Linked DNA regions of Homo sapiens: region 1 is linked to region 2. Evidence: read pairs that join two places in POLR2A ChIA-PET (ENCODE). Cell type or tissue: A673. All regions are shown on one strand. Links, peaks and the distances in the headings refer to the core of each region. The heading gives the core; the rest is flanking DNA. Region 1 overlaps FASN (fatty acid synthase). Region 2 holds the start of ALYREF (Aly/REF export factor).

Region 1 (15,426 bases), core at 2,159-10,158, 190 kb before region 2:
TGTGGGCTGTCACGGTGCCTGGGGTCTGTCCCCCTCCATCTTGTGGGGGGCTTGCTGGATGGGGCTCTGCGGCTGCTCCCCACTTCCCCAGCCCGGCGTGTAGGGAAGAGACCGTACCCTGGCCCAGTCCAGCCCACAGTCCTGTGTCCCGCAGGCTACCAGGCCAAGCAGGTCCGCCGGTGGAGGCGCCAGGGCGTACAGGTGCAGGTGTCCACCAGCAACATCAGCTCACTGGAGGGGGCCCGGGGCCTCATTGCCGAGGCGGCGCAGCTTGGGCCCGTGGGCGGCGTCTTCAACCTGGCCGTGGTGAGGGAAGGCCCCAAATGGGGCCCTCAAAAGCCCCAAGACCAAGGGGGGGACCCTGGGTGGACGGGTGAGGCCCTGGAGCTGCAGGGAGTGCTGAGGATGCCTCCCCCAGGTCTTGAGAGATGGCTTGCTGGAGAACCAGACCCCAGAGTTCTTCCAGGACGTCTGCAAGCCCAAGTACAGCGGCACCCTGAACCTGGACAGGTGGGTACCGCACAGCCCTGCTCCCGCCTCTGCCGGGCTCTGGGCTCAGGGCCGTGGGAGCCAAGGTGGTTTGTTGACAGCCCTCTCTGGCGTTTCCTGGGGATGGGACGTTGGGGGCTCCTGGGGATGCTGGCCAATGGGGAGTGACACGCGTGCCCACAGGGTGACCCGAGAGGCGTGCCCTGAGCTGGACTACTTTGTGGTCTTCTCCTCTGTGAGCTGCGGGCGTGGCAATGCGGGACAGAGCAACTACGGCTTTGCCAATTCCGCCATGGAGCGTATCTGTGAGAAACGCCGGCACGAAGGCCTCCCAGGTGGGCCCCACCCTCTCCCCTCGACCCTGCCCACCCTGCCCTCTCCCAGTGGCCACTCCCCACCCCCACCTTCTCCCCGCAGCCCTGCCCACCCCACCCTCTCCCAGTGGCCACTCCCCACCCCGACCTCCCCGCAGCTCTGCCCACCTGCCCCCTCCCCCACAGGCCTGGCCGTGCAGTGGGGCGCCATCGGCGACGTGGGCATTTTGGTGGAGACGATGAGCACCAACGACACGATCGTCAGTGGCACGCTGCCCCAGCGCATGGCGTCCTGCCTGGAGGTGCTGGACCTCTTCCTGAACCAGCCCCACATGGTCCTGAGCAGCTTTGTGCTGGCTGAGAAGGCTGCGGCCTATAGGGACAGGGACAGCCAGCGGGACCTGGTGGAGGCCGTGGCACACATCCTGGGTGAGCACTCCCAGTAGGAGCCGCGCCAGGTGTTTCCCCTGCTGGCATCAGGGTCTTGGGACATAGCAGTCGTGCCCCTGTGCGCCTCAGTTTCCCCATCTGCAGAGCCAGGGTGCGGGCGCAGGTGTCACTGTGGTGGTGGTGCTTTGGGAGATGCACAGCCCACGCACCCCTGGGTGTCAGCCCTGCCGCATACAGGCCGTCCCCATGCCCCCTCTGGAGTTGCCGACCCGGCGCATCCCTTCCAGGCATCCGCGACTTGGCTGCTGTCAACCTGGACAGCTCACTGGCGGACCTGGGCCTGGACTCGCTCATGAGCGTGGAGGTGCGCCAGACGCTGGAGCGTGAGCTCAACCTGGTGCTGTCCGTGCGCGAGGTGCGGCAACTCACGCTCCGGAAACTGCAGGAGCTGTCCTCAAAGGCGGATGAGGCCAGCGGTGCGTGTGGGTGGCCAGGCGGGAGTGGGGTCCCCGGGCCTCCCCAGCCCTTCCTCCTTGTTGTCTGGACCGTGTCCCGGCAGGCATACCGCCCTTCGTCACGGGTGCCATTCTGAGCGTTCCCACCCCGACTCCCACCTGACGTAGCACCGTGGGGACCTGCGTGCGTGTCTGTGTGTCCTTGCGTGGGTGCCAGGGCTCTGCACCCAGACCAGCCTGGCATCTGCCCCTGTCTTCACAGAGCTGGCATGCCCCACGCCCAAGGAGGATGGTCTGGCCCAGCAGCAGACTCAGCTGAACCTGCGCTCCCTGCTGGTGAACCCGGAGGGCCCCACCCTGATGCGGCTCAACTCCGTGCAGAGCTCGGAGCGGCCCCTGTTCCTGGTGCACCCAATCGAGGGCTCCACCACCGTGTTCCACAGCCTGGCCTCCCGGCTCAGCATCCCCACCTATGGCCTGCAGTGCACCCGAGGTACTCCCGGGCCCTCCTCTGGAAGCGGTGGTCAGTGCTGGCCATCACGGGGCCCGTGGCTGCCGCCTGCACATGCTGAGTGCCCGGCACTGCCATTGCAGCTGCGCCCCTTGACAGCATCCACAGCCTGGCTGCCTACTACATCGACTGCATCAGGCAGGTGCAGCCCGAGGGCCCCTACCGCGTGGCCGGCTACTCCTACGGGGCCTGCGTGGCCTTTGAAATGTGCTCCCAGCTGCAGGCCCAGCAGAGCCCAGCCCCCACCCACAACAGCCTCTTCCTGTTCGACGGCTCGCCCACCTACGTACTGGCCTACACCCAGGTGAGAGCCAGGCTGGTCCTAGAGGCCTACGGCAAACGTCTGGGCTCCCCACCTGTGCCCTGGCTTTGGGGGACCGTCGCTTAGGAGGCCCCGCCCCTTCCATCTGCTCAGCAGTCCCTCCTTCCTCTCAGAGCTACCGGGCAAAGCTGACCCCAGGCTGTGAGGCTGAGGCTGAGACGGAGGCCATATGCTTCTTCGTGCAGCAGTTCACGGACATGGAGCACAACAGGGTGGGTCCTGGACACCCCTGAGGCCGCAGGACCCAGAGTACTGGGCAGGAACGGAAGGGGGAAGGGAAGGATGGGATGGGACGCGAAGAGCGTTAAAGGCCCCCCAACTTCACCCCTTTAATAGCCGATCCCGGCCGGATGCGGTTGCTCATGCCTGTAATCCCGGCACTTTGGGAGGCTAAGGCGGGCAGATTACCTGAGGTCGGGAGTTCGAGACCAGCCTGACCAACGTGGAGAAACCCCTTCTCTACTAAAAATACAAAAATTAGCCAGGCATGGTGGCACTCACCTATAGTCCCACCTACTCGGGAGGAGAATCGCTTGAACCGGGTAGGTGGAGGTTGCGGAGGGAGGAGAATCGCTTGAACCGGGTAGGTGGAGGTTGCGGTGAGCTGAGATCGCCCCACTCCATCTAGCCTGGGTAACAAAAATGAAACTCGTCTCAAAAAAAAAAAGCCCACCCGCAGTGTAGCACAGGGCAGGCCGGTGCTGTGGGTGCTGCCAGCACCTGCTCAGAGCCCGACCCCACAGGTGCTGGAGGCGCTGCTGCCGCTGAAGGGCCTAGAGGAGCGTGTGGCAGCCGCCGTGGACCTGATCATCAAGAGCCACCAGGGCCTGGACCGCCAGGAGCTGAGCTTTGCGGCCCGGTCCTTCTACTACAAGCTGCGTGCCGCTGAGCAGTACACACCCAAGGCCAAGTACCATGGCAACGTGATGCTACTGCGCGCCAAGACGGGTGGCGCCTACGGCGAGGACCTGGGCGCGGACTACAACCTCTCCCAGGTGCGCAAGGGGCCTGACGGGAACGGGGACAGGGACAGGAGTGGGGTGGGACGGCAGCTGATCGCATCCCCTGCAGGTATGCGACGGGAAAGTATCCGTCCACGTCATCGAGGGTGACCACCGCACGCTGCTGGAGGGCAGCGGCCTGGAGTCCATCATCAGCATCATCCACAGCTCCCTGGCTGAGCCACGCGTGAGCGTGCGGGAGGGCTAGGCCCGTGCCCCCGCCTGCCACCGGAGGTCACTCCACCATCCCCACCCCACCCCACCCCACCCCCGCCATGCAACGGGATTGAAGGGTCCTGCCGGTGGGACCCTGTCCGGCCCAGTGCCACTGCCCCCCGAGGCTGCTAGATGTAGGTGTTAGGCATGTCCCACCCACCCGCCGCCTCCCACGGCACCTCGGGGACACCAGAGCTGCCGACTTGGAGACTCCTGGTCTGTGAAGAGCCGGTGGTGCCCGTGCCCGCAGGAACTGGGCTGGGCCTCGTGCGCCCGTGGGGTCTGCGCTTGGTCTTTCTGTGCTTGGATTTGCATATTTATTGCATTGCTGGTAGAGACCCCCAGGCCTGTCCACCCTGCCAAGACTCCTCAGGCAGCGTGTGGGTCCCGCACTCTGCCCCCATTTCCCCGATGTCCCCTGCGGGCGCGGGCAGCCACCCAAGCCTGCTGGCTGCGGCCCCCTCTCGGCCAGGCATTGGCTCAGCCCGCTGAGTGGGGGGTCGTGGGCCAGTCCCCGAGGAGCTGGGCCCCTGCACAGGCACACAGGGCCCGGCCACACCCAGCGGCCCCCCGCACAGCCACCCGTGGGGTGCTGCCCTTATGCCCGGCGCCGGGCACCAACTCCATGTTTGGTGTTTGTCTGTGTTTGTTTTTCAAGAAATGATTCAAATTGCTGCTTGGATTTTGAAATTTACTGTAACTGTCAGTGTACACGTCTGGACCCCGTTTCATTTTTACACCAATTTGGTAAAAATGCTGCTCTCAGCCTCCCACAATTAAACCGCATGTGATCTCCACCACCGTCCTTTCTTCCCTCCTCCCTGACCTGGCAGCTGCAAGCTCTCCAGCTCCACCCCACCCAGTCACGGGGCCGTGAAGGGGATGCCCTCTGTCCTCTGGTCCCCAGTTCCCACACACCCCTAGGCCATGTCCCAGAGCCGGGGCTGGGCCGGGGAGTGAGGAAGGAGCCCGCGTGGCAGCCCCGGGCTTCCCGGGAAAGCGCTGGGACTGGCGGGGGGGGGGGTACCGAGGCTCTGGCCAAGAAACACCACCAGTGAGAAACGTGTAGGAGGTACAGACACTGGGAAGTTGGCTTCAGCTGAGGAGAGGCCCCTCGTGGAGAATAGTATTTGCTTGAAGTCAGTGGATTGCAGGCATTCGCCCTGCCAAAGATGCCGTCACAGCCTCACCAAGACGGTGTCAATAGCGCCACTGGCTGGCCAGGTTGACCCAGAAGACTTGGGTTTAGGCAAAGGAGTGGAGGCTGGGAGGGAGCAAGGGACAGGGAGCCCTGGGCACCTGGACCCCCGGCATCGAGGGGTGGGGTGGACACAGCCTCCAGGACCCATAAGGGCAGCACCCCACGGGTGGCTGTGCGGGGGGCCGCTGGGTGGACATGAGCTTGGGGTAGAGGCATGGGCAGGAGCGAGAGCCAGGATTGGATTTCGGGAATGGGCAAAGCAGGCCAGCCCGGGGTTCCGGAAGGCACAGCATGCCCACAGAAGAGGCCCTTTCAGTGTGAGTGCCAAGGCACAGAGGTGGGTGGGGGGCTGGGAGAGCCCCTGCTGGAGAGGCAGGGGAGGGGTGGGCGCAGGGGCCATCTCCCAGGGCAGGGTAGTGGGCCAGGACTACAGTGAACACCACGGGCCCTGCTGGGGGGGTGGGCCTGGTGCAGCGGCTGCAGGTGGGCAGTGTCCAGGCGTGAGTGTGGACAGCAGGCGGGCATCGGAGCGAGGCTCAGCCACACCCCTCCTGCGGTCCCCCAACACTAGGCAGCTGCTCCCTTCAGCCGTGGTCCCCTCTGGCCTCTCTCCACCCCTCCTCCGGCCACTCCCACCCCAGCCGTGCACACAGGCTCAGGGCCACCAGGGAGGACAGAGGCTCACAGGCCTATCTGGGGGTGGCCTCAGAACTAAACTGCTTTAGCTCCACAGCCTCAGGCCCTGCAGGGCAAGGCGGGTAGTGCCCAGCACATGGGCTCTTGTCACCCCTCCTGCTTCTCCCGGCTCTCCGGTACCGGAATGTGGTGTCCAGGGGTCTCTGAAGTTCCTGGCTCAGCTGCTGCCAGGGGAGGAGGCGCTCTGATGGGCCTGAGGTGCATCCAAGTTGCAAATGAGCTTCAGGGAGACCTAAGAGAAACCACGTATCTTTGTTATGAAGATACAGTTACCTTAAGTCACACAATTATCTTCACTTCAGTTATTTTTTCTTTCGAATTAAAATGAAAATTAATGTAACGAATTGGAGTTCTGATCCAGAGAGTAGCGAGGCCTGGATTCACCCTCCCACCGGAAACAGCTGAAAATCCAGGCAAAGGACAGGAGGTGCTGGCTGTGGGGATACCAGGCCTCCGCCAAAGAAGGACGGTGACCCCTGGGTGGGAACAAGGTGCCAGGAGCCCTAGGGTAACCTCAGCCTTCTGCCTGGCAGCTTCCAGGCCGGGCACAGTGAGAGGTGGAGTCCAGCAGACCCCCCGAGTTGAGGAAGTGGAGCTGAGAGTCCGGGGGGAAAATGAGGCTGAGGATTGCAGGACAGAGCACCCGGGGGGAGCTGGCAGACAGTGGCGGGGTGCAGGGGCTGTCCCGGGACCGCCAGGCAGGAGGCTACGGGGGCTCTCCTGTGAGCACCAGGCCAAGCACCTTCAATGCGTGCGAGCAGGAAACCAGCAGGAGGATTAGACGGAACAGTGCCAGATACTGCACAGGTCTGGAAACCAGTGCCTGTTCCTACCAACCAGACTAGAAAACCTCAGAATTCGTGAGACATTGAATACTCAGATGGGTGTGTCTCAAGGCCCAAGATCTATTAGCTGGTTACTAGTTAGCGCTGGTACACCTAAAACAAAACAAAAATCTTACAAACAAGACCCCAAAGCATAAATTTTTTTTTTCTTTTGAGACGGAATCTTGCTCTGTCTCCCAGGCTGGAGTTCGGTGGCGCAATCTCAGCTCACTGTAACCTCCACCTCCCAGGTTCAAGCCATTCTCCTGCCTCAGCCTCCCGAGTAGCTACGATTATAGGCACGCGTCACCACGCCCGGCTAATTTTCGCATTTTTAGTAGAGATGGGGTTTCACCATGTTGGCCAGGCTGGTCTCAAACTCCTGACCTCAGGTGATCTGCCCACCTTGGTCTCCCAAAGTGCTGGGATTAAAGGTGTGAGCCACTGTGCCTGGCCTCAAATTGTTTCCAAGTAAACTTACTCCATCCCAGAACAAAGCCCAAAAATATTTAGGTAAAATTCACAATCCCTGGGGCAACTAGTGAAAAATTAGCAGCCAAAGAAGCAGGAAAACAAGACCCACAGGGAGAGAAAATCAATCAAAACCGACCCTGGCCGGACACTGATGTTGGAATCAGCAGCCAAAGACATTAAAGTACTTATTATAGGCCGGGCGCGGTGGCTCACGCCTGTAATGCCAGCACTTCGGCAGGCCGAGGCGGGCGGATCACGAGGTCAGGAGATCGAGACCATCCTGGCTAACACAGTGAAACCCGGTCTCTACTAAAAATACAAAAAATTAGCCGGGCGTGGTGGCCGGTGCCTGTAGACCCAGCTGCTCGGGAGGCTGAGGCAGGAGAATGGCGTGAACCCGGGAGGTGGAGCTTGCAGTGAGCCAAGATCGCACCACTGCACTCCAGCCTGGGCGACAGAGCGAGACTCCGTCTCAAAAAAAAAAAAAAAGAGAGACCAGGTGTCTGAAACCAGCCTGGGCAAAACGGCAAGACCTCATCTCTACAAAAAGTAATGGGCCGGGGGTGGTGGTTCATGCCTGTAATCCCAGCACTTTGGGAGGCCGAGGTGGGTGGATCACCTGAGGTCAGGAGTCCAAGACCAGCCTGGCGAACATGGTGAAACCCCGTCTCTACAAAATACAAAAATTAGTCGGGCATGGTGGCGGGTACCTATAATCCCAGCTACTCAAGAGGCTGAGGTGGGAGAATTGCTTGAACCTGTAAGGCGAAGGTTGCAGTGAGCCGAGATCACACCATTGCACTCCAGCCTGGGCGACAAAGGGAGACTCCATCTCAAAAAAAAAAAGAATTAAGAAATAAAATATAAAAATAACAAACAAAAAATAAGGAGAGGCCAGCACGGTGGCTCACGCCTGTTATCCCAGCACTTTGGGAGGCTGAGGTGGGTGGATCATGAGGTCAGGAGTTCCAGACCAGCCTGACCAACATGGTGAAATCCCATCTCTATTAAAAATACAAAAATTAGCCAGGCGTGGTGGCGGGCACCTGTAATCCCAGCCACTCAGGAGGCTGAGGCAGGAGAATCACTTGAACCCAAGAGGTGGAGCTTCCAGTGAGCCGAGATTGCACCACTGCACTCCAGCCTGGGCAACAGAGCAAGACTCCATCTCAAAAAGAAAACAAACAAACAAAAAAGATAAGGAGAAATAAGAGTATGTATGTGTGTGTGTCCTTATTTTTGCAGAAAGAAACACAGGAAGGATAAGTCCAGTGTGAGTGGAAAGGAGTCGAAGAAATAGTAGTAAAAGGGACCTTTCTCTGATATGCCTTTCAATACAGTTTTGATGTTTTGGAAAGTCAAAACTAACCCTAACCCTCAGCTTATATATGTGAAAAAAAATTAAATCTACAAACGGGGACAAAACTAAAGTTGAGGATAAACAGAAACAAATGAACCAAACTGCACATTAAACTGATGTGGTAACCACACGGAAGAGAAAACCTGAACCACCTTCCGTGGGCATGTTCTAAAGATAGAAAGAATTCCAAAAACATCTAGTTTTTTTTTTGTTGTTTTTTTTTTTCGAGACAGAGTCTCGCTGTCACCTAGGCTGGAGTGCACTGGTGCCATTTTGGCTCACTGCAAACCTTGACTCCCGGGTTCAAGCAATTCTTGTGCCTCAGCCTCCTGAGTAGCTGGGATTACAGGTGCCTGCCACCATGCCCAGCTAATTTTTGTATTTTTAGTAGAGATGGGGTTTCACCATGTTAGTCAGGCTGGTCTCGAACTCCTGACCTCAGGTGATCTGCCCACCTTGGCCTCCCAAAGTGCTGGGATTACAGGCATGAGCCACCGCCCCCAGCCAAATCTTGATCTTTTTTAGAAGATGTATTGTAAATGGGACAGAAGAGAAATACAGAATGGGAGAAAGAGAAGATAGCGGAGGTGATGGACTGTAACTGAAGGCATCAGTCATCAGTACACGCATGCCTTTAAAACGATATACGCATGCACATGTGTGCATATCTGTATTAACGTCATTTTAAATTTGGTCTGCTAAAAAAGCCTGAAAATAACAATAGCCCCAAAGTAATGAGGACACCTGTTACTAAAATCGTGGTCTCTAAACACCACTACCACTGACAAAACCAGGGCTCCCTACAAAACATGCTTGATTCCAGGGTTGGGGGAGGGAAAGTACAGAAAACGAGGAAGCGCTCAGAAAACAAAAACAACAAAAACAGTGATGTGAACACAAGAGCCAGACTGCATGCAGGGGCTTGCACCGGCCAAATCTAGGACGATTCGAGCGTCAAAATGAATCATAGCAGTAATGAGTTAAACATACATCAAATTGGCTGGGTGCAATGGCTCACGCCTGGGAGGTCGAGGCAGGTGGATCACTTGAGCTCAAGAGTTCAAGACAAGCCTGAGCAACATGGTGAAACCCATCTCTACAAAAAATACAAAAATTAGCCAGGTGTGGTGGTGCGTGCCCGTAGTCCCAGCTACTTGGGATGCTGAGGTGGGAGGATCGCTTCAGTCCAGGAGGTAGACGTTGCAGTGAGTTAAGATCATGCCACTGCACTCCAGCCTGGGCAACAGAGCCAGACCCTGTCTCAAAAAAAAAAAACAATCAAAACATCACATCCGGCTGGGCATGGTGGCTCACGCCTGTAATCCCAACACTTTGGGAGGCCAAGGCAGGAGGACTGCTTGAGCCCAGGAGTTCCAGACCAGCCTGGGCAACATGATGAAATCCCTTCTCCACAAAAAAAAATTTAAATTAGCTGGGTATGGCGGTGCTTGCCTGTGGTCTCAGCTACCTGGGAGGCTGAGATGGGAGGATCGCTTGAGCCTGGGAGGTCAAGGCTGCGGTGAACCATGACTGCACCACTGTACAAAAAAAGTTTTGTAGGGTGGCCTTTGTAACTCTTGTAGCTGTAAAATATACGTCAACAAGGAACAAGGAAATGTATGTCACCGAGGGCTCAAGGAAACTATACTCATACATTTATTACATTTCTGCAGCTGGAAGTATGATAGAAAGAGGGAAGTGTCCGGTATGAATTGTATGATATTAATTCTAAAGACATTTGGAAAACTTAGGATATATGTTGAGTAGCCCTAGAACAACTACAAAGCAATACAATGAAGAATCACTAAGAAGCCAATAGAGGATATAAAATAGAACACTAAAACAATACTATTTGGCCGGGCGTGGTGGCTCACGCCAGTAATCCCAGCACTTTGGGAGGCCGAGGCGGGTGGATCACGAAGTCAGGAGATCGAGACCATCCTAAAGAACACGGTGAAACCCTGTCTCTACTAAAAATACAAAAAAAAAAAAAATTAGCCAGGCGTGGTGGCAGGCGCCTGTAGTCCCAGCTACTCGGGAGGCTGAGGCAGGAGAATGGCGTGAACCTGGGAGGAGGAGCTTGCAGTGAGCTGAGATCGCGCCACTGCACTCCAATCTGGGAGACAGAGTGAGACTCCATCTCAAAAAAAAAAAAATCCAAGAAAACAGTAAGAATTAAAAAGCAGGTGTAATTATATTGTTAATGGAAAAAGCAGACTTCATGATAAAGAGAGGGTCTTGGAAGCTTGGCCAGTTCCGAGGGTCAACCCAGCCTGGCTGTGGCCCCCCAGCCCATCACCTCCATCGCCTGGAGGGGTGAGAAGGCAAAATCCAAAGGCAGGTGTCCCATCATGGGGAAGGAAGGCACCCCAAGCCAGGGGCCTGGTGACGTTTCCCATCTTTGTAATTCTATTATTCCGAGAGCATTATATAAATTGAATCATATATACCTCTTGAGATTGGCCTTTCTGTTTCACTCAGCATAACTTTGAGAACCATCCATGTTTTTTTATGTATCCATAGTTTGTGCAAATAGGGACATTTCTGCCCTTTCTTTCTTTCTTTTTTTTTTTTTTTTTTTTTTTTTTGAGACAGAGTCTCACTCTGTCGCCCAGGCTGGAGTGCAGTGGTGCGACGTCGGCTCACTGCAACCTCCTCCTCCTGCCATTGCACTCCAGCTTGGGCAGTAAGAGCGTAAGAGCAAAACTCCATCTCAGGAAAAAAAAAAAAAAAAAAAAAGCATAAATTATTGATTTGAGATCTTTTTTCTTTTCTAACATGGGTGTTGATAGTTAAAACTTTCCTTTGTTTTTTCGAGATGGAGTCTCGCTCTGTCGCCCAGTCTGGAAAGCAGTGGCATGATCTCAGCTCACTGCAGCCTCCATCTCCTGGGTTCAAGTGATTCTCCTGCCTCGGCCTCCCTAGTAGCTGGGATTACAGGCACCCGCCACCACACCCGGCTAATTTTTGTATTTTTAGTAGAGACGGGGTTTCACCATGTTGGCCAGGCTGGTCTCAAATTCCTGACCTCAGGTGATTCACCTGCCTCAGCCTCCCAAAGTGCTGGGATTACAGACATGAGCCACTGCACCCAGCCAAAATTTTCCTTTTAGGAACTGCTTTATTGCATCCCACATATTTTGAAATGTGTTTTCATTTGCATTAACTTCAAAATATTTTTAAATTTTCCTTTTGGTTTCTTCTTTGACCCATGGGTTACTCAGAAGTGTGTTATTAATTTTCAAGTATTTGTGCATACCTCAAATTTCTATTTTTGTTTGTTTCTTATTTATTTATTTAGACATGGTCTCATTCTGTTGCCCAGGCTGGAGTGCAGTGGTGCAATCTCAGCTCACTGCAACCCCTGCCTCCTGGGCTCAAAACATCCTCCCATCTCAGCCTCCCAAGTAGCTGTGATTCAAGCACATGCCAACACACTCAACTAATTTTTAACTTTTTTTTTGTAGAGCTGAGGTCTCACTCTATTGCCCAGGCTGATCTCAAACTCCTGGACTCAAGCAATCCTCCCACCTCAGTCTCCCAAACTGCTGGGATTATAGGCATGAGCCAGTGTGTGTGGCCTGATTTCTAATTTAATTCCACTGTGGCTAGAGAATAGCTTTCCAATTATTTTAATTTTAATTTTTTTTTGAGATGAAGTCTCACTCTGTTGCCCAGGCTGGAGGGAAAATGTTTTATTGTGTCTTCTTTAATGGCCTAGTATATGGTGTAGCCATGGGTGAAGTGTTCCATAAATGTCTGTCAAGTCAGATTGATTGATAGTGTTTCTCAAATCTCCTACATCTTTGCCAGTTTCTTGTCTAGTTGTCCTATTTCATTATTGAGAGTAAGGTACTGAAATCTTCAACTATTATTGTTAAATTGTCTATTTCTCCCTTCTTTTTTTTCACTCTTTTCATTATTAATTTGGGGGCTCTATTGTTTGGTGCTTATGTGTTTCTAATTGTTACATCTTACTAATGAATGGACATGTTTATCATCATAAAATATCGGTATGGGCTGGGTGCAGTGGCTTACACCTGTAATCCCAGCACTTTGGGAGGTAAAGGTAGGAGGATGGCTTGAGCCCAGGAGTTTGAGACCACTCTGGGTGACAAAGTGAGACCCTCATTTCTACAAAAAACAAAAAAATTAGCTGGACATGGTGATGTGTATCTATGGTCCCAGCTACTTGACAGGCTGAGGCAGGAGGACTGCTTGAATGCAGGAAGTTGATGCTACAGTGAAGCCATGTTCACATCACTGCACTCTAGCCTAGGTGACAGAGCGAGACCCTGCCTCAAAAAAAAAAAAAAGAAAGAAAGAAAGAAAGAAAGAAAGAAAGAAAGAAAGAAAAAGAGTCTGTATGTGTCTCTAGTGATATATTTTATCTTCATATCTATTTTGTCTGACATTAGTATAACCATTCCCGTTCTCTTTTTTTTTTGAGACGGAGTCTCGCTCTGTCGCCCAGGCTGGAGTGCAGTGGCACGATCTTGGCTTACTTCACTACAAGCTCCGCCTCCCGGGTTCACGCCATTCTCCTGCCTCAGCCTCCCCGAGTAGCCGGGACTACAGGCGCCCACCACCACGCCCAGCTAATTTTTTGTATTTTTAGTAGAGACGGGGTTTCACCGTGTTAGCCAGGATGGTCTCGATCTCCTGACCTCATGATCCGCCAGCCTCAGCCTCCCAAAGTGCTGTGATTACAGGCATGAGCCCCTGCGCCCAGCCTCCAGTTCTCTTTTGGGTGCCGTTTATATGGTATATCTTTTCTCGTATTTTCACTTTCAACCGGTTTGTGTCTTTGAGTCTAAAGTGTGTAGATTGTGGCCAGGTGAGGTAGCTCACACCTGTAATCCCAGCACTTTGGGAGGCCAAGGCGGGCAGAAAACCTGAGGTCAGGAGTTCGACATCAGCCTGGCCAACATGGTGAAACCCCATCTCTACTAAAAAGACAAAAATTAGCCAGACATAGTGGTGGGTGCCTGTAATCCCAGCTACTTGGGAGGCTGAGGCAGGAGGATCTCTTGAACCCAGGAGTTGGAGGTTGTAGTGAGCCAAGACTGCGCCATTGCACTCCAGCCTGGGCAACAAGAGGGAAACTCCATCTCAAAAAGATAAATAAAATAAAAAAATAAGGTATATTGAATGTAAAGAGCATATAGTTGGATCTTGTTTATTTCTTAACCCACTCCGAAAATCTTGGCCTTTTACTTGGAGTGTTCATTACCGTTTAATGGTATTATTGATACAGTTAGATTTACATATGCCACTAGTTTTTTTTCTTTGTTTAGTTTTTGTTTTGTTTTGTTTGAGGCAGAGTCTTGCTCTGTCACCCTGACTGGAGTGTAGTGGTGCTATCTCAGCTCACTGCAACCTCCCCCTCCTGGGTTCAAGCGATTCTCCTGCCTCAGCCTCCCCAGTAGCTGGGGTTACAGGCTCACGCCACCACATCCGGCTAATTTTTGTACTTTTAGTAGAGATGGGGTTTCTACTAAATTAGCCCTATGCCTGGCTAATTTCTGTATTTTTACAAAAATTATGTATTTCGTATGTATTTTTTTATTTCTCTGTTCTGCTATTGCCTTTGTTGTGTTAAATGGATATTTTCCACTGTACCATTTTAATTTCTTTTATATATAATATAATGTATTTTCTTTTTTTTTTTTTTTTTTGAGACAGAGTCTCGCTCTGTCATCCAGGCTGGAGTGCAGTGGCGCAGTCTCCGCTCACTGCAAGCTCAGCCTCCCAGGTTCCCGCCATTCTCCTGCCTCCGCCTCTCAAGTAGCTGGGACTACAGGGGACCGCCACCACGCCTGGCTAATTGTTTTGTATTTTTAGTAGAGACGGCGTTTCATCATGTTAGCCAAGATGGTCTTGATCTCCTGACCTCATGATCCGCCCGTCTCGGCCTCCCAAAGTGCTGGGATTACAGGCGTGAGCCACCGTGCCTGGCCTATATAATGTATTTATTTTCTTATGATTACTATGGGGATTTCAACAAGCATCGTAATTTATCACAATCTTCTTCAGATTAATACTTAATTCCAGTAAAACACAGAAACTTTGCTCCAATATAATTCCCTTCCCTCTTCCTTTTTGCTGCATTTTTCATATAATTATATGTCTCTATATATTATAACCTCTTTATAGTTACAAGTTATACACCATAAGTTATATTTTTATTATTTATTTATTTATGTTGAGACGGAGTCTCGCTCTGTCGCCCAGGCTGGAGTGCAGTGGTGCCATCTCGGCTCACTGCAAGCTCCGCCTCCTGGGTTCATGCCATTCTCCTGCCTCAGCCTCCCGAGTAGCTGGGACTATAGGCGCCCGCCACCATGCCCGGCTAATTTTTTTCGTATTTTTAGTGGAGACGGGGTTTCACCATGTTAGCCAGGATGGTCCCGATCTCCTGACCTCATGATCCGCCCGTCTCGGCCTCCCAAAGTGCTGAGATTACAGGCATGAGCCGCCGCGCCCGGCTAAAAGGCAAAAGATTCATATGATCTGGGCTGGGCGTGGTGGCTCATGCCTGTAATCCCAGCATTTTAGGAGGTCGAGATGGGCAGATCATGAGGTCAGGAGATCGAAACCATCCTGGCTAATGGTGAAACCCCATCTCTACTAAAAATACAAAAAATTAGCCGGGTGTGGTGGCGGGCACCTGTAGTCCCAGCTACTCGGGAGGCTGAGGCAGGAGAATCGCTTGAACCTGGGAGGTGGAGCTTGCAGTGAGCAGAGATCGTGCCACCGCCCTCCAGCCTGGGTGACAGAGCGAGACTCTGTCTTAAAAAAAAAATCTTTTACCTTTTACAATTACTGGTTCGATACTGTGCTTAAATATTCTGAACCAGTAGGGCCTCCAGCCTCTGCTGATGGCGCTGTGTGTGGGTTGTGGCTGCATTTGGAATTCAGGTAGTTTTTACAATTTGGACTTGGCTTTTACTTTTTGCTTGTACAAAGCCTCACGTTCAGCCAGGGCGGTGGACAGCTGGGGCCCTCGCCTGTCTTTCCTTAGTGTGCACCCAACCTTGCAGTCCACCAGGGACATCTGGCCACCTCTGAAGACCACCAAGGCTGTTCTATCTGTGAATGCAGAAAATCTGAGACAGGTCTCAGTTAATTTAGAAGGTTTATTTTGCCAAGGTTGAGGACATGCCCATGGCA
Region 2 (15,426 bases), core at 5,058-13,057:
CGGCGCCGGAAGTGACGTGCCGGCGTGCTGACGCGCGGGCTCGAGCCGATGCCCGATTCCGCGCCCGCCATGGCCGACAAAATGGACATGTCTCTGGACGACATCATTAAACTGAACCGGAGCCAGCGAGGCGGCCGGGGCGGGGGCCGGGGCCGCGGCCGGGCCGGCTCCCAGGGCGGCCGCGGCGGTGGGGCGCAGGCCGCCGCGCGAGTGAATCGAGGCGGCGGGCCCATCCGGAACCGGCCGGCCATCGCCCGCGGCGCGGCCGGCGGAGGCGGCAGGAACCGACCGGCGCCCTACAGCAGGGTGAGTGCGGAGGCCGGCCGCGCCGGAGAGTGGGAGGGGGCCAGCCGGGGCTGGGGCCGGGGCCGCTCGCGGCGGAGACCCGGGCCGGCGGGTGGATAAGGCTGGTGGAGCGGCCGCCCGGAGGTCCGGAGGGTGCGTGTGGGCGCGGAGGGGGTGGTGGGCGGGAGCGAGGTCGTTCTTTCGGGGTCCGGTCCCGGAGGCTGAGACCCTTCCCAGCTCTTTGTTTGTTCCGGACGTTGGGGCCTCGTGGCAGGAGAGGAGGGGACGCTGGGCGCGGCACAGGCGGCGGGAAGTTAGTCTAAGGGAACTGAAGTTGTGCGGCCGCGGTGGGACCGTGCGGCCTCGGGCTGGGGCAGCTGCAGCGCCGGAGGGAGCGCTGGCGGCCCCGTTTCGGCCGGATCCTCTCAGGCCGGGAAGAGGAAGGGTCCGGAGTAGCCGTGAGGGTCAGGAAAGCCCTGGACTGAGACTCACAGATCTGCTCTTGTTGCGGTTTTTTTTTCAGCCAAAACAACTTCCCGACAAGTGGCAGCACGATCTTTTCGACAGTGGCTTCGGCGGTGGTGCCGGCGTGGAGACAGGTGGGAAACTGCTGGTGTCCAATCTGGATTTTGGAGTCTCAGACGCCGATATTCAGGTAAGAGACGAGGGCTTCTCGGTGAGCCGTTCGCCCTGCACAGGACGGATCGTGATTTTGGGGATGTGGCCCTGAGTCCCCTTCCCGCCTTAGCGAAGGGAGCCCTCCCAGCTCTGAAGGGCTGCAGGACAGACCCAGTGCTAGTAAAGCCGGGGTCAGTGCGCAGGCAGGTGCGAGCCTAGCTGAGCCTGAGGAACTGCTGCTGTTAGTCTGAAGATGGGTTCTGTGAGTGAAAATCCCCTGCCAGGGCTTCCAGTTTCTAACAGGGACAAAGACTGACCAAATGTGAGTGGTTTTTGGCTGTTAGACCCAGCCCAGTTGCTTTTTAAATTTTGTGCCTGTCTTAGTGGGTTAATGTGAGAAAAAGAATCTTCTTTATGTATCTTGTGAAGCACAGGGAGTCTGTTTTTCTGGCTCTGTTTGCCTTGAGTACTGTCTTATAAAGACCTTGTACGCTGTGGTTTTATCACTCCCCACCGCCGTGTCCCGTCAGTGACATGACTCTCAAATCCATCTTTGGTTGAAGCTTTTCTTTTTTAAAAAAAGAAAAATTGAATCCCAATGGCATTTCAACTTGTTTTCTGGTTAAGAAATGACTTTTTGGGAATCAGTTTTGGAGATGGCTGGGCAGGGTTCAGTTGCCCACAGCCCAGCCATTTGCCTTGGGAGGACAGAGTAGGGCCAGTGAGCACTCACAGTGTCTCAACACTTTTTTTAAGGTGGTTTCTAGCATCCACTGGAAACCGCTTTTGGTGAACTCCAGTTCCCGCTGTGTGCCTGCGGCCGGAGTATCCCCACACTCTGGGTTCCCTCTCCAACTCCCAGCCTGCCTGAGGTCAGGGCAGTTTCCATGACAGCGCTTGACTTCAGACTTTGCCGCAGGCTTGAGTAGGAGGAGAGGGAAAGGTGAGCCAGAATCTGCCTTTGGGGGAGGGGCTGGGGTCAGGGCTCCCGAATCTACAGGCCCTTCAAGCTGGTCTGATATCGGACTGCTTCCCTTGCTCTTGATTTTGGCCTTTACCGTTTCTTGGAACAGCCCTTGGGTGTGTTGTACATTTTCCTTTGTTGAAGAGGATAGTGGCTTAATTTTGTGCCCGTTGCTAGTGGGCTTTGCAGCTTCCTCTACCTGCATCGTGGTACACGTGTCAGGTCCCCACAATGGCAGGAGCCCTCAGACCCAGGTGCTCTTGGAAGTTGCTGTCCCTCCTGCCCCGCCCTTCCCTCATTTCCCGTTAACCACTGTCCTGCCTCCCAGAGAACCACCCCCAAAGCAACTCACGCTTCCAGGGCCTGTCCCTGGGCCACCAGAAGGAACGCAGTTTTGTTGCTTTTCTGACAACTGCTCTCTGCAACTCCCAGGAACTCTTTGCTGAATTTGGAACGCTGAAGAAGGCGGCTGTGCACTATGATCGCTCTGGTCGCAGCTTAGGAACAGCAGACGTGCACTTTGAGCGGAAGGCAGATGCCCTGAAGGCCATGAAGCAGTACAACGGCGTCCCTCTGGATGGTGAGTCTGGGGGTGGACCCACGCTGACTGTGGGGCTTGTGGAGTTTGGGGCTGGCACCTGTCCAGGTAGGAATATGGGGTACCCCTGTGGCTGAGGACACTTTGCATTTGCCCCTTTGTCTCTCTCTTCCATCTGCCACCTCTCATGCTGCCCCACACATCTGGACCAACCTCTTGTGAACCCCCATCCAGCAAGCTACATCCCTCCCCTCCTTCAGCTCCTTCCGGAAGATTCACTTCTGTGAAGCCTTCTCAGAACCGCCATAGTACACCTCTGAGTGCGGGGCTGTAGTCGTAAAGACAAAGGTACCGGTTCTTCTTCGTCAGGTCACCCACACCTCTCCACCCACGAGCACCCCGATACCTCAGCGAGCAGCCCACCTAGTCTGGACTGAGAAGGAGTGAGGAGGTGTTGGTGGGGTTGCTTCCTTGCCATTTTGTTCTCCCACCAGTATCTCCAGGCCATTTCCCTTGTCGGGGGCATTTGAGACGCACAGAGGCCCTTTCCAGTGTTTGCATGGAGACCAGGGTGTGGCGCCAGCTGGGTGGGTTTCAGAGCCTCTCAATAGAACGTGCCTTCTCGTATTCTTTGCCGCAGGCCGCCCCATGAACATTCAGCTTGTCACGTCACAGATTGACGCACAGCGGAGGCCTGCACAGAGGTGACTTCCGGGGCCTCTGGGGAAGGGGATTGGCCGAGGGTGAGGCTGCGTCGCTCTTAGGGTCCTTCCGGGTGTGTGAACGGTTTCGTCTTCCTTGCTAGCGTAAACAGAGGTGGCATGACTAGAAACCGTGGCGCTGGAGGTTTTGGTGGTGGTGGAGGCACCCGGAGAGGCACCCGCGGAGGCGCCCGTGGAAGAGGCAGAGGTGCCGGCAGGAATTCAAAGCAGCAGCTTTCGGCAGAGGAGCTGGATGCCCAGCTGGACGCCTATAATGCGAGAGTGAGTCCCGGGGGAGCCAGCTGGGGGCCTGGTCAAAGCCGCAGTGGGGAGCAGGCCGCCTGTGAATGCAAGCCTCTTTCTCCTCTGTGTTTCAGATGGACACCAGTTAAACAGACCAGCAAATCCGCGTGCGGAACAGGACCCAGGCGTCTCCTCTTGCTCCCTGGTTGGGGGGCGGTGGCTGGGGCTGTGCGGCCAATGATGGATTTGTTTCTTTTATGTTTTAAAATAGGATTTAAAAACTCATGTAAAGGTTTTTTTTTTTTCTTTTTTTTTTTTTTTAATTCTGAAACAGACCTGTTTTGTACCGAGTTATTTTTGGGATAAATTTTACTGGTTGCTGTTGTGGAGAAGGTGGCGTTTCCACCTTTTCCATAATAAAATAGAAATGTGTGTAGAACTGGAACTGTTTGATTCGTCCCACTGTTGGAGTCCAGGCCTGGGCCAGGATTTTGGTGTCTGTCCAGCTGGGAGGGGGTGGGAGAACCTGAGTTGGGGATGGAGGGAGCAGCCCCATCTGGTGTTGGACACCTGAAGTTGGCATGGGTTGTGGGGGTGGCGGGGGGTCCCCGCTCCTGGAGGGCCGAAGCTGCCTGTCTTCTTTCTTATCTTCTTTCCTGCCTCACACCTAACACCTTCCTCTCTAACTCACCAGGTGGGAGGACACCTTTGCCCGGGAGCCACCTGTTGACCCTTGTGCCTGTGCCTCCAGGTGAGGGGAGGTTGGGGTGGGATGGCTGCCCTGTGTGCCGTCCACAGGCTTCCCACAGCCAGAACATCTCTGGGCTGTTCCTTTCCTTCTTGTACTCTGGTTTTCAGAGAAACGTGGATTCAGCAGTTTTGACTTTGTAGTGTAATTCCTTTTTCTGTTTGTTTTTTTGTTGTTGTTTTTAACCTTGCCACGGAGCAAGGCATGAGGATCCTCTCTTAGTTGTATATTTGATGAAGTGGCTGGTGGAAGCTGTGATAATCCGTCCATTTAAGAGTGGGGCGGCTGGGCGCGGTGGCTCACGCCTGTAATCCCAGCACTTTGGGAGGCTGGGGCAGGCAGATCACCTGAGGTCAGGAGTTCAAGACCAGCCTGGCCAACATGGCGAAACCCCGTCTCTACTAAAAATACAAAATTAGCTGGGTGTGGTGGTGCATGCCTGTAATCCCAGCTACTTGGGAGGCTGAGGCTGGAGAATCGCCTGAACCAGGGAGGTGGAGGTTGCAGTGAGCCGAGATTGTGCCATTGCACTCCAGTCTGGACAACAAGAGTGAACTCCGTCTCAAAAAGGAGTAGGGCAACGCCTGATACCTGTAATCCCAGCACTTTGGGAGGTCAGGGCAGAAGGATCTCTTGAGCCCAGAAGTTCGAGACCAGCCTAGGCAACATGGCAAAACCCTATCTCTACTAAAAATACAAAAGTTAGCTGAGTGTGGTGGCGTGCTCCTGTGGTCTCAGCTATTCTAAAGGCTGAGGTGGGAGGATCGCTTGAGCCCTGGAGGTTGAGGCTGCTGTGAGCCATTATCATGCCACTGCACTCCAAGCTGGGCAGTGGAGAGAGAGCCTTGTGCCCCCTGATGCTGGGTTGGTGACAGCACTTTGAGAATGAGATGGGAAGGGGGACAAGGGAGCTCCAGAGTTCTGCCTGACCCCACTGTCCCACAGCTGGGATGTAAGGAAGCCCAGGGCAGTGGGCAGTGGTAGTGGAGAGACAGACAGGAATGCATGCCGTGTCTGCAGAAACCTTTCCCTGCACCAGCGGCTCCTGCGGGCACACATCCCAGGCTAAGCTTGCTTCCACGCTGGGATGGGCCTGGCTGAGTCATGGGCAAGGGAGTGTGACTAAGGGTGGTTCTTTCGCTGTCGGTCACAGATGTCACTACAGATCAGCAGCTGCCATCTAAGCAGCTTGCCCAATGCCAGCCAGGGCCACAGTCTAGGAACCCAGATGAACAGGATGACTAATCTTGGCCCTTCCAGAAGCCCAGTCTAGCAGGAGAAAGGATTACTAAGTCCCCAGCTGTAGTCGCTGTGAATGTGACAGAAAATGTCACCAGTGCAGTGAGTTAGAGTCAGGTTATCCCCAAGCAGGTGCCCTTGGCCCGGGCCTCGGTGTTGGAGCAAGGCCTGAGCAGGCCCATGCCAGGCAGGGGGTCTGCTCTCTGGGGCCGTGCTAGGACTGGCTCCCTGCTGCTTAGGAAGTGGAGAGGGCACCTGATGGACTGGTGTGGTCAGCCCCTGCAGGGTGTGACAAATGACAGGACTGACAAGCAGCATTGCTTTGGTTGTGCAGTAGTGGTGTAACAGGCATTTGGAGGGAGGAATGACCAGGATTTGGGACTTCCTGGCATTCTCGGGAGTGAGGGGCATGGGAATGAAGTAATATGAGGCCTTGGGGAACTGGGTGGGTAGGTGTCACTGGAGAGAAGGCCCCAGGAAGGAGCCAGCTGAGGGGCGTCAGCATTGGACAGGCTGGGCAGAGGCACCAGCTGGCCCGCAGGAGAGCGTTGCCTAGAGCCGGACCTCTCCAGTTTGTCAGCTGATAGCACGTGGACACGTCGAAGTCGTGTCCATATGTGGCATGGTCTTGGGAGGGTTGGAGGTAAAGGAAGTAGAGAGAATGATGTCATAGAAGCAACAGCTGGTATTTGCTGGGGGGCCAGTGGTGGGGTCATTGAGGCAGGTGCTGCCGAGTGGTCAAAGGAGAATGACCTGATTCTGTGCCTGTGGTGGAGGTGGGGCTGGCCATTTATAACTAGGATAGAGGCTGGGTCTGGAAGCCACCGGGGCTTCTGGTGGGCAGCAGGTCAGGTAGCTGGGCTGAGCCTCATCATACCCAATCTTCATTTCCTTATTCATAAAACACAAAACCTTATTTTACTTCCAAGGCCAGAGGACTATTTAATTTATTGTTCCAGCAGGGTGCTTGTGAGAGAAAGAAGAGCAGGGCTCTTCCACTGACTGCACAGACAGCAAGTAGACATGAGGCCTTGGCCAGCTGGGCTGTCTGGTCCCCTCTTGAAGGGTGCTGCCAGTCCTCCGGGCACAGGGCCTTGCAGGGCGGACACTCCACACTGCCCAGTGCCCTGCTGCCCCCCACATGGTGACTGAGTGATGCTTTGCTCAGACAGCGAGCTATGGCTGACAAACTGAACTGGCAGCCTGTGCCCCATGGGCACTTGGGGAACCCCCTCTGCCTCTGGCTGTCCTGTGGTTCCATGGTGCCATGCACCTGTAATCCCAGCTACTCCGGAGGCTGAGGCAGGAGAATCGCTTGAACCCAGGAGGTGGAGGTTGCAGTGAGCCGAGATCGCGCCATCGCACTCCAGCCTGGGTGAAAAAGAGCACAACTCCATCTCGGGGCAAAAAAAGAAAGCACAGGGATTGGCCCAGGTTGGACACATGACTTAAGTGTCGACAAGCGAAATTACACTCAGGGTGGGGAGAAAAGGGAAGCCCTGTTCTTCCTGGTCCCTTTCCCTGGCCGGCATGGGCTGAGAGTAGGAACTGGCCAGCCCCGGGCAGGAGAGGCAGCATTCCTGTGGGACTTGGAGCTCTTCCAGGGTGGCTCATGGTCTGCCCAGCTCCGTCTTCAGCCTGAGGTCCCTGGAGAGGGTCTCGGATGTGAGCGTGCACACGCTCCCACAGTGCTCTGGTTTCTGGCTGGTGTGCACGGAGATCTAAGGAGCAGTCTACACTGGGCAGCTGATTGAATCCTGTTCAGCCTCACGTGGGTTAAAGGGCTACAGTGTTGCTCTCAGACATCCTTTTAGATCTCATGAGATGGCTATGTCTGTACCTGGCAACAGAGTTGTCATGTAAATGGTAACTTTTGGTTCTTAACATGCAGTGAACTGATGGTCTAATATAGGAAACATACAAGTGATAGGTTGCAGTGTAGCCTAATGGGAGTGGAGTGTGGGGCATGGTTGGAACTCAAGCTGCAAGAGCACGCCTCTCTCAGGTTGCACAAATGGTCAGCCAGTGTCTGAGGCTGCACCTCTGCTGGATGTTCTACATACATTTCATTTACCTCTCAGCAATCTAGGGATACAGTCTTTCATTTTAGAGGTTGTTTTTTCGTTTTTTGTTTTTTTCTTTTGAGATGGAGTTTCGTTCCTGTTTCCCAGACGTGTGTGGTGGCATGATTTCACCTCACTGCAACCTCCGCCTCCCGGGTTGAATCGATTCTCCTGCCTCAGCCTCCTGAGTAGCTGGGACTACAGGCACCCGCCACCATGCCCAGCTAGTTTTTCGTATTTTTAGTAGAGATGGGGTTTCACCGGGTTAGCCAGGATGGTCTCGATCTCCTGACCTCATGATCCGCCCAGCTGGGCCTCCCAAAGTGCTGGGATTACAGGCATGAGCCACTGCGCCCAGCCTATGGTTTTTTTTGTTTTTGTTTTTTTGAGACGGAGTCTTCCTCTGTCACACAGGCTGGAGTGCAGTGGCGCAATCTCCACTCACTGCAAGCTCCGCCTCCCAGGTTCACGCCATTCTCCTGCCTCAGCCTCCCGAGTAGCTGGGACTACAGGCGCCCGCCACCACGCCCGGCTTAATTTTTTGTATTTTTAGTAGAGACGGGGTTTCACCGTGGTCACCAGGATGGTCTCGATCTCCTGACCTCGTGATCCGCCCCCCTCGGCCTCCCAAAGTGCTGGGAATACAGGCGTGAGCCACCGCGCCCGACCGGGTTTCTTTTTTCAAGAGACAGGGTCTTGCTCTCTAGGCTGGAGTGTGGTAGCTCAATCATAGCTTACTGTAAATGCAAACTCCTGGGCTCAAGCAATCTTCCCACCTCAGCCTCCCAAGTAGCTGGGACCACAGGCACATGCCACCACGCCCAGCAAGTTTTTTTATTTTCTTTTTTTTTTTTTTTTGAGATGGAGTTTCACTCTTGTCACTTGGGCTGGAGTGCCATGGCGCAATCTCGGCTCACTGCAACCTCCGCCTCCTGGGTTCAAGCAATTCTCCTGCCTCAGTCTCCCAAGTAGCTGGGATTACAGGTACCTGCCACCTTGCCCGGTTATTTTTTTTTTCTTTTTCTTTTTTTTTTTTTTTTTGAAGCAGAGTCTTGCTCTGTTGCCCAGGATGGAGTGCAGTGGCGCGATCTCGGCTCACTGCAAGCTCCGCCTCCTGGGTTCTTGCCAATCTCCTGCCTCAGCCTCCTGAGTAGCTGGGACTACAGGCAGCAGCCACCATGCCCAGCTAGTTTTTTGTATTTTTAGTAGAGATGGGGTTCCACCTTGTTAGCCAGGATGGTCTCTATCTCCTGACCTCGTGATCTGCCCGCCTCAGCCTCCCAAAGTGCTGGGATTACAGGTGTGAGCCACTGCGCCTGTCCCCAGCCAGCATTTTTAAGGTGCATCTGTGCTGTACCATGTCTAAGACTGTTCCTTTTTATGGCCGACTACTGACATGGATATACCGCATATTTTTTTTTTGTCCATCTGTTCATGGACATTTGGGTTGTCTCCACTCCGTGGCTTTATAAGAATAATGCTGCTGTGAACATTTTTGTATACATTTTATATTAACATCTTTTCAATTCTCGAGTAGAATTGCCGGGTCATGAGGTAACTGTTTAATTTTTTGAGGAACTGCCAGACTTTTCCAAAGCAGCTGCAGCATTTTATATTTCTACCAGCAATGTATGAGGGTTCCAATTTCTCCACATTCTCACCAACACTTACCTTTTTTAGTTTAGTCATCCTACTGGGTGTGAAGTAATATCTCATTGTGATTTTGCTTTGCAGTTTCTTCTTTGTAATCTTTTTTTTAAATGTCTTTAATCTCTCTTTTTTTTTTTTTTTTTTTTTTTTTTTGAGACAGAGTCTCGCTCTGTAGCCCAGGCTGGAGTGCAGTGGTGCAATCTCAGCTCACAACAGCCTCTGCCTCCCGGGTCCCCGTTCAAGCAATTCTTCTGCTTCAGCCTCCCAAGTGGCTGGGATTACAGGCACGTGCCGCCATGCCCAGCTAATTTTTGTATTTTTAGTAGAGACAGGGTCTCACCATGTTGGCCAGGCTGGTCTTGATCTCCTGACCTTGTGATCCGCCCACCTCGGCCTCCCAAAGTGCTGGGATTACAGGTGTGAGCCACCGCGCCTGGCCCTCAATCTCTATCTTTTTTATATCTGGATTGAATAGACTTTACCATGGATAAATCTCCACCCTGGCAGATTTAGGACTTTACTTGGAAATACAGATATTCTAAATGGAATTAAATGTCCTATTATCAGTGGCATTCATCACATTCAACAAAATAGCATCATAAAAGGTTGATATTGTTGAGCGTAATGAATACCTGAACTCCAGTTACATAAAGATGAGGATCATGTCTCTTCATATTACCTTAATGTCATTACATTTTGTAGAAAAACTTGTCTCAGGCTGGGCGCAGTGGCTCACGCCTGTAATCCCGGCACATTGAGAGGCTGAGGCAGGCAGATCACAAAGTCAGGAGATCGAGACCATCCTGGCTAACATGGTGAAACCCCGTCTCTACTATAAATACAAAAAATTAGCCAGGCGTGGTGGCGGGCCCCTGTAGTCCCAGCTACTGGGGAGGCTGAGGCAGGAGAATGGCGTGAACCCAGGAGGCGGAGCTTGCAGTGAGCCAAGATTGCACCACTGCACTCCAGCCTGGGTGACAGAGCGAGACTGTGTCTCAAAAAAAAAAAGAAACTTGTCTCAAAAGTGCTATGATATTCTTCCTGAAATGGACATTGTAGCATCTCAATATCTTTTTTAAAAAACTAAATTTTTGAAAAATTGTGTTTTGAGACAAGGTCTCCCTCTGATGTCCAGGCTAGAGTGCAGTGGCGCAAACACAGCTCACTGCATCCTGGAACTCCCGGGATCAAGGGATCTCCCACCTCAGCCTCCTTAGTAGCTGGGACTACAGACACCCACCACCGCGCCTGGCTGATTTTTAAAACTTTGTATAGATGGGGTCTCACTATGTTGCCCAGGTTGGTCTTGAACTCTTGTGCTCCAGGGATCCTCCTGCCTTGGTCTCCCAAAGTGTTGGAATTACAGGCCTGAGCCACCACACCGAACATAGCCTATTAATGTCAGCCTATTTCTCTATTTATGAATTTTCTGAAGTGTTATTTTTATATTCAGATTTATAGAAGCTTTTGTCTTTTATGACCTTGACACTTTTAAAGGGTACTCTCAGCTATTTTGTAGAATGTCCCTCACACTGGGGACTCTGACCTTATGACTGGACAAGGTTTTGTTTTTTGTTTTTTTTTTTTTTTTTGAGACGGAGTCTTTCTCTGTCTTCTAAGCTGGAGTGCGGTGGTGTGATCTCAGCTCACTGCAATCTCTGCCTCCCAGGTTCAAGCGATTCTCCTTCCTCAGCCTCCTGAGTAGCTGGGATTTTAGGCACCCGCCACCACACCCGGCTAATTATTGTATTTTTATTAGAGACAAGGTTTCACCATGCTGGCCAGGCTGGTCTTGAACTCCTGACCTCATGATCCATCCGCCTTGGCCTCCCAAAAGTGCTGGGATTACAGGCCTGAGCCACCACGCCCTGCTGGTTTATTTTATTTTTTGGCATGAATACCACAGCTGGGATGTCATCTTCTCAATGCATAGTGGAGATATGCAATGTCAGTCTGTCCAACTCCTGGTCCTGTTAGTTCAGGTGGTGGCAGCGGCTGCCGGGGCTTCTCCCCTACATAGTTACTGTTTTCCCTTTGTCATCCATAAATACCTTGGGGAGATACTTCCAGACTAAGTGAATGTCTGTTTCACTTCCAAGTTTTACCCACTTTTTTTTTTTTTTTTGAGATGGAGTCTCACTTTTGCCGAGGCTGTAGTGCAATGGCGCCATCTCAGCTCACTGCAACCTCCGCCTCCCAGGTTCAAGCAATTCCCCCGTCTCAGCCTCCCAAGTAGCTGGGATTACAGGCACGCGCCACCATGCCCAGGTAATTTTTTTTATTTTTAGTAGAGACGGGGTTTCACCGTGTTGCCCAGGCTGGTCTCCAACTCCTGAGCTCAGGCAGTCCACCTGCCTCAGCCTCCCAAGGTGCTAGGATTACAGGCGTGAGCCACCGTGCCCGGCCTACCCACTAATTAATTTCAGCATCCACTGGTGGGTCTTGCAATGCAGTAATTATTAACTTAGTTTTCAAAGGTGATTTTTGCATTTTCCTCATTCCTTTGACGTTTATTAATTGGAATTCATCTCTAAGAAAGAGCAGTCCCTTCAGCTTTTTTCCCTTTTTTTTTTTTGAGACAGGGTCTTGCTCTGCGGCTCAGGCTGCAGTGCAGTGGCTCGATCACGGCTCACTGCAGCCTCGACCTCCCGGGCTCACGTGATCTCCCATCTCAGCCTCCTGAGTAACCAGAACCACAGGTGCTCACCACCATGCCCAGCTGACTTTTTGTATTTTTTGTAGAGATGGGGTTTACCCATGTTGCTCAGGCTGGTCTCAAATTTTCGAGCTCAAGTGATCCGCCCGCCTTGGCCTCCCAAAAGGCATGAGCCACTGCGCCTGACCTACGATTTCTTTCTTTATATATCAGTATGAACGCAAGGGCTGTTTGTTGGATTCTGTGAGTCATAATCTGATACTGTTTCCACGCTTTGGCCATTGGGAGCTCCTGGAGATTGTCTCCTGTGCCCTATCCTTATTTAAGCACTTGTTTATTTTGGGATGTCTTCAGTTTTCCTTGTCCCAGCTCTGCACCCAGCTGCTTCTCCAGGGAGCCCTCCCTCACTGGAGACTGGGATTTAGCAACCAAGACCTGGGCACTGGCTGTGCTTGTTGCTTCTGGGCCCTCCTGGGACAGAGCTGGGAAGTGGATCTATGACACGTGCTTGTGCATTTACCCGCCCTGTTGGTTTCTGTAGCTGTCTAGTTCCTGCTGTTCCTGTCTCACCTGCCCCTTTCCTTATGTGTAGTTTCTTCCTGTGACAGGGAGAAACCTGGCTCTCAGATTGACAGGACATTCGCTTAGGCCATGTCAGTGCTGTAGGTGAACTGTTCAACCTGTGCCCCAGGGAGGCGCAGTCACTATGGAGGCACCTTACTTCCTTAATCGTGTACTGTTGTTTTTGTGTTTGACCTGTAGCATCTAAGTACTGGTTTCAAAAGTTGCCTAGATGAGTTCTTTTCTTTCTTTCCACCTCCTGCAAATTATGTGATTTGCATAATTTGTACATAGTTAGGTTCATTTGTTAGTTTGTATTCCTTTTGGCTTCCCCCATATCCTCGTTGACTTTTTCTTTCTTTTGTAACTTACATATGTTATGAAATTTATATGAGGATATATAATTTTCATAAATGTTTATGGTTTACATGTATTAGTTGTTATTATTAAGATCACCCTGGGATTGACTGGCCAAGCATTTGGTGGAAGATAGCAATAAATAATACATCATAAAAGACTTTAATGTAAAAATAAAGCCATGAAAGTACCAAGAAATAAATCTTCTCATTTTAATTACATCAGCTTGTCTGTGATCATGTAGCCTAAGGTAGGCCAGAGTTAATTTTTGTGTTATCTATACACGTTATTGAAGCGAATTATAAAATGTTTTAGCATGTTAATTACTTGTAAATTAATATCTACATATAAAAATGTGAGCATATATTCTATTTAGTATATTAATCCTTCATAAACAAGTAATGCAAGTTAGTATTAATGATATCTTAAGACTTAACATTCCTTTTTTAGTTTGTGTTGAATAAATGAACATCTAAGAGTTCATGATGATGCTTAAGGAAAGAAGCCTCATGTTTACCTTTGGAAGTTGTAAGGCACTGACTCATAAAAATTGGCAAATAAAAGGAAAGAATCGGGCATTTAATTTGTCTTTTCTGTATGAACTCTATAATTTTGGGGCAACAATTGATGACGGGGTCCTTTAAAAAAAAAAGAAATAATTCCAGCTAAGAAATACAGAAATAATTAGAAAATCAGGCCAGGCACGGTGGCTCATGCCTGTAACTCCAGCACTTTGGGAGGCCGAGGCATGAGAATCACTTGAACTCAGGAGGTGGAGGTTGCAGTGAGCCGAGAGTGCGCCACTGCACTCCAGCCTGGGCAAAAGAGCAAGACTCTCTCAAAAAAAAAAAAAAAAAACACACCCAAAATTAGAAAATCACCACTTTGAAGTGTCCAATAAAATGATGCATGTGAGAAACAGTGAAAATTGAAGATGACAGTTGAGGAGGCCACTGATAATGGGTGGACCAGCCCAGCTTCCCAGAACCAACCATACCTCACTACAGGTAGGACCAGAAGACAAGTCCAATGACGTGAAGCAGCAGGAGGCCCCCAGCACCGCCTCTAAAACTCGAACTGGGCTCATCCTGCCTAAGAAGTGCAGAGGATGGGAGAGGGTTCACAGGACACCTGGAGGGTTCAGCCCAGCAAATCCAGAACACAGGACATTGTCAGCAAAACACACTGGCTCCTGGACGCCTGGGTGGCACCAAGCGCAGAAGAGGAAATAGAGGCAGTGGGCATCCCAGTGCACAGCACGGCCTCTGTCCAGATTCTGATGTGGGGACACAATTGCAAGAAGAGACTTGGGGAAAATTGAGCAGAGACTATTAGATGTCAGAAAGCATTGTCAGTTTTGGTGGGTGTGTTCATGGTATTGTTAGGTAAAAGAGTCCCTATCTTTGCAGGACAGTAAGGACTTTTTAAAACTGTAGGCCGGGCGCGGTGGCTCATGCCAGTAATCCCGGCACTTTGGGAGGCCGAGGCGGGCAGATCATAAGGTCAGGAGATCGAGATCATCCTGGCTAACACGGTGAAACCCCGTCTCTACTAAAAATACAAAAAATTAGCTAGGTGTGGTGGTGGGTACCTGTAGTCCCAGCTACTCGGGAGGCTGAGGCAGGAGAATGGTGTAAACCGAGGAGGCAGAGCTTGCAGTGAGCTGAGATCCGGCCACTGCCCTCCAGCCTGGGCGACAGCGAGACTCCGTCTCAAAAAAAAAAAAAAAAAAAAAAAAAAAAAAAAAACTTCTGTAAGTCACCAACCTGGGCAACATGGCAAAACCCATCTCTACAAAAAACATTTAAAAAATGCAAAAAGTACCCAGACTCATTGCTGTAACATAAAAAGAAAAAAATTAACTGGGCATGATGGTGCCACCTGTGGTCCCAACTACTCGGGAGGATGAGGTGGGAGGATCCCTTGAGCTCCAGAGGTGGAGGATGCACTGAGCCAAGATCGTGCCACTGTACTGCCTGGGTGACAGAGCAAGACTCTCAAACAAAAACTTCTGCAAATCAGACAATCTCACAAATTCAAGACAAACAACCTTGGGAAACATTTACCACCAAGAACATGAATAGGCAGTTTACAACCATGGAAAAAGCCGGAAGCTGGACGAAGTGGTACATGCCTATAGTCCCAGCTGCTTGGGAGGCTGAGGTAGGAGGATCACTTGAGCCCAGGAACTTGAATCCAGCCTGAACAACATAGATTCTATCTTAAAAAGTTGTTTCGGCCGGGTGTAGGGGCTCACGCCTGTAATCCCAGCACTTTGGGAGGCTGAGGCGATCACAAGGTCAAGAGATCAAAACCATCCTGGCCTAAATGGTGAAACCCCGTCTCTACTAAGAATACAAAAATTAGCTGGGCGTGGTGGCGTGTGCCTGTAGTCCCAAGCTCCTCAGGAGGCTCAGGCAGGAGAGAATCGCTTGAACCTGGGAGGCGGAGGTTGCGGTGAGCCGAGATCGCACTATTGCACTCCAGTCTGGGCAACAGAGCCAGACTCCGTCTCAAAAGAAAAATTAAAAAACAGTTGTTTCTGGCCGGGTACGGTGGCTCACATCTGTAATCCCAGCACTTTGGTAGGCTGAGGCAGGAGGATTACGACGTCGGGAGTTCAAGACCAGCCTGGCCAACATGGTGAAACCCCGCCTCTACTAAAAATACAAAAACTAGCTGGGCATGGTGGTGCGTGCCTGTAGTCCCAGCTACTCGGGAGGCTGAGGCAGGAAAATTGCTTCAACCTGGGAGGTGGAGGTTGTGGTGAGCCAAGATCGCACCACTGCACTCCAGCCTCGGG

The links. ChIA-PET counts read pairs that join two places held together with the same protein. Peaks named below come from ENCODE experiments on the same cell type or tissue, not always from the same donor. Only the 100,000 strongest peaks of a DNase experiment are listed, where the experiment ranks them.
Region 1: POLR2A ChIA-PET joins it to region 2 with 13 read pairs; 3 of 35 experiments call an interaction of 5 or more read pairs at or near these places.

Annotation. Positions count from the first base shown.
Region 1 is chr17:82,067,407-82,082,832 of GRCh38, reverse strand. FASN (fatty acid synthase) reads left to right here. Exons shown (of 43, transcript NM_004104.5): 34 at 155-306; 35 at 419-510; 36 at 673-824; 37 at 990-1,232; 38 at 1,481-1,669; 39 at 1,911-2,141; 40 at 2,243-2,463; 41 at 2,595-2,693; 42 at 3,225-3,476; 43 at 3,553-4,495. The coding sequence ends at 3,690. Among named protein-coding and RNA genes, the nearest start is that of DUS1L, 9.3 kb to the right of the region's middle. RefSeq lists silencers at 1,474-1,674, 3,234-3,434 and an enhancer at 931-1,816. In A673, for the core only: no CTCF peak of the experiment used is centred there; no DNase peak of the experiment used is centred there; H3K27ac peaks cover 2,158 bases.
Region 2 is chr17:81,876,203-81,891,628 of GRCh38, reverse strand. ALYREF (Aly/REF export factor) reads left to right here and starts at 43. Exons shown (of 6, transcript NM_005782.4): 1 at 43-306; 2 at 809-940; 3 at 2,300-2,447; 4 at 3,046-3,109; 5 at 3,211-3,388; 6 at 3,484-3,794. The coding sequence starts at 49. The coding sequence ends at 3,498. It also overlaps a transcript of ANAPC11 not described here. RefSeq lists silencers at 1-26, 2,057-2,221 and an enhancer at 2,025-3,224. In A673, for the core only: no CTCF peak of the experiment used is centred there; no DNase peak of the experiment used is centred there.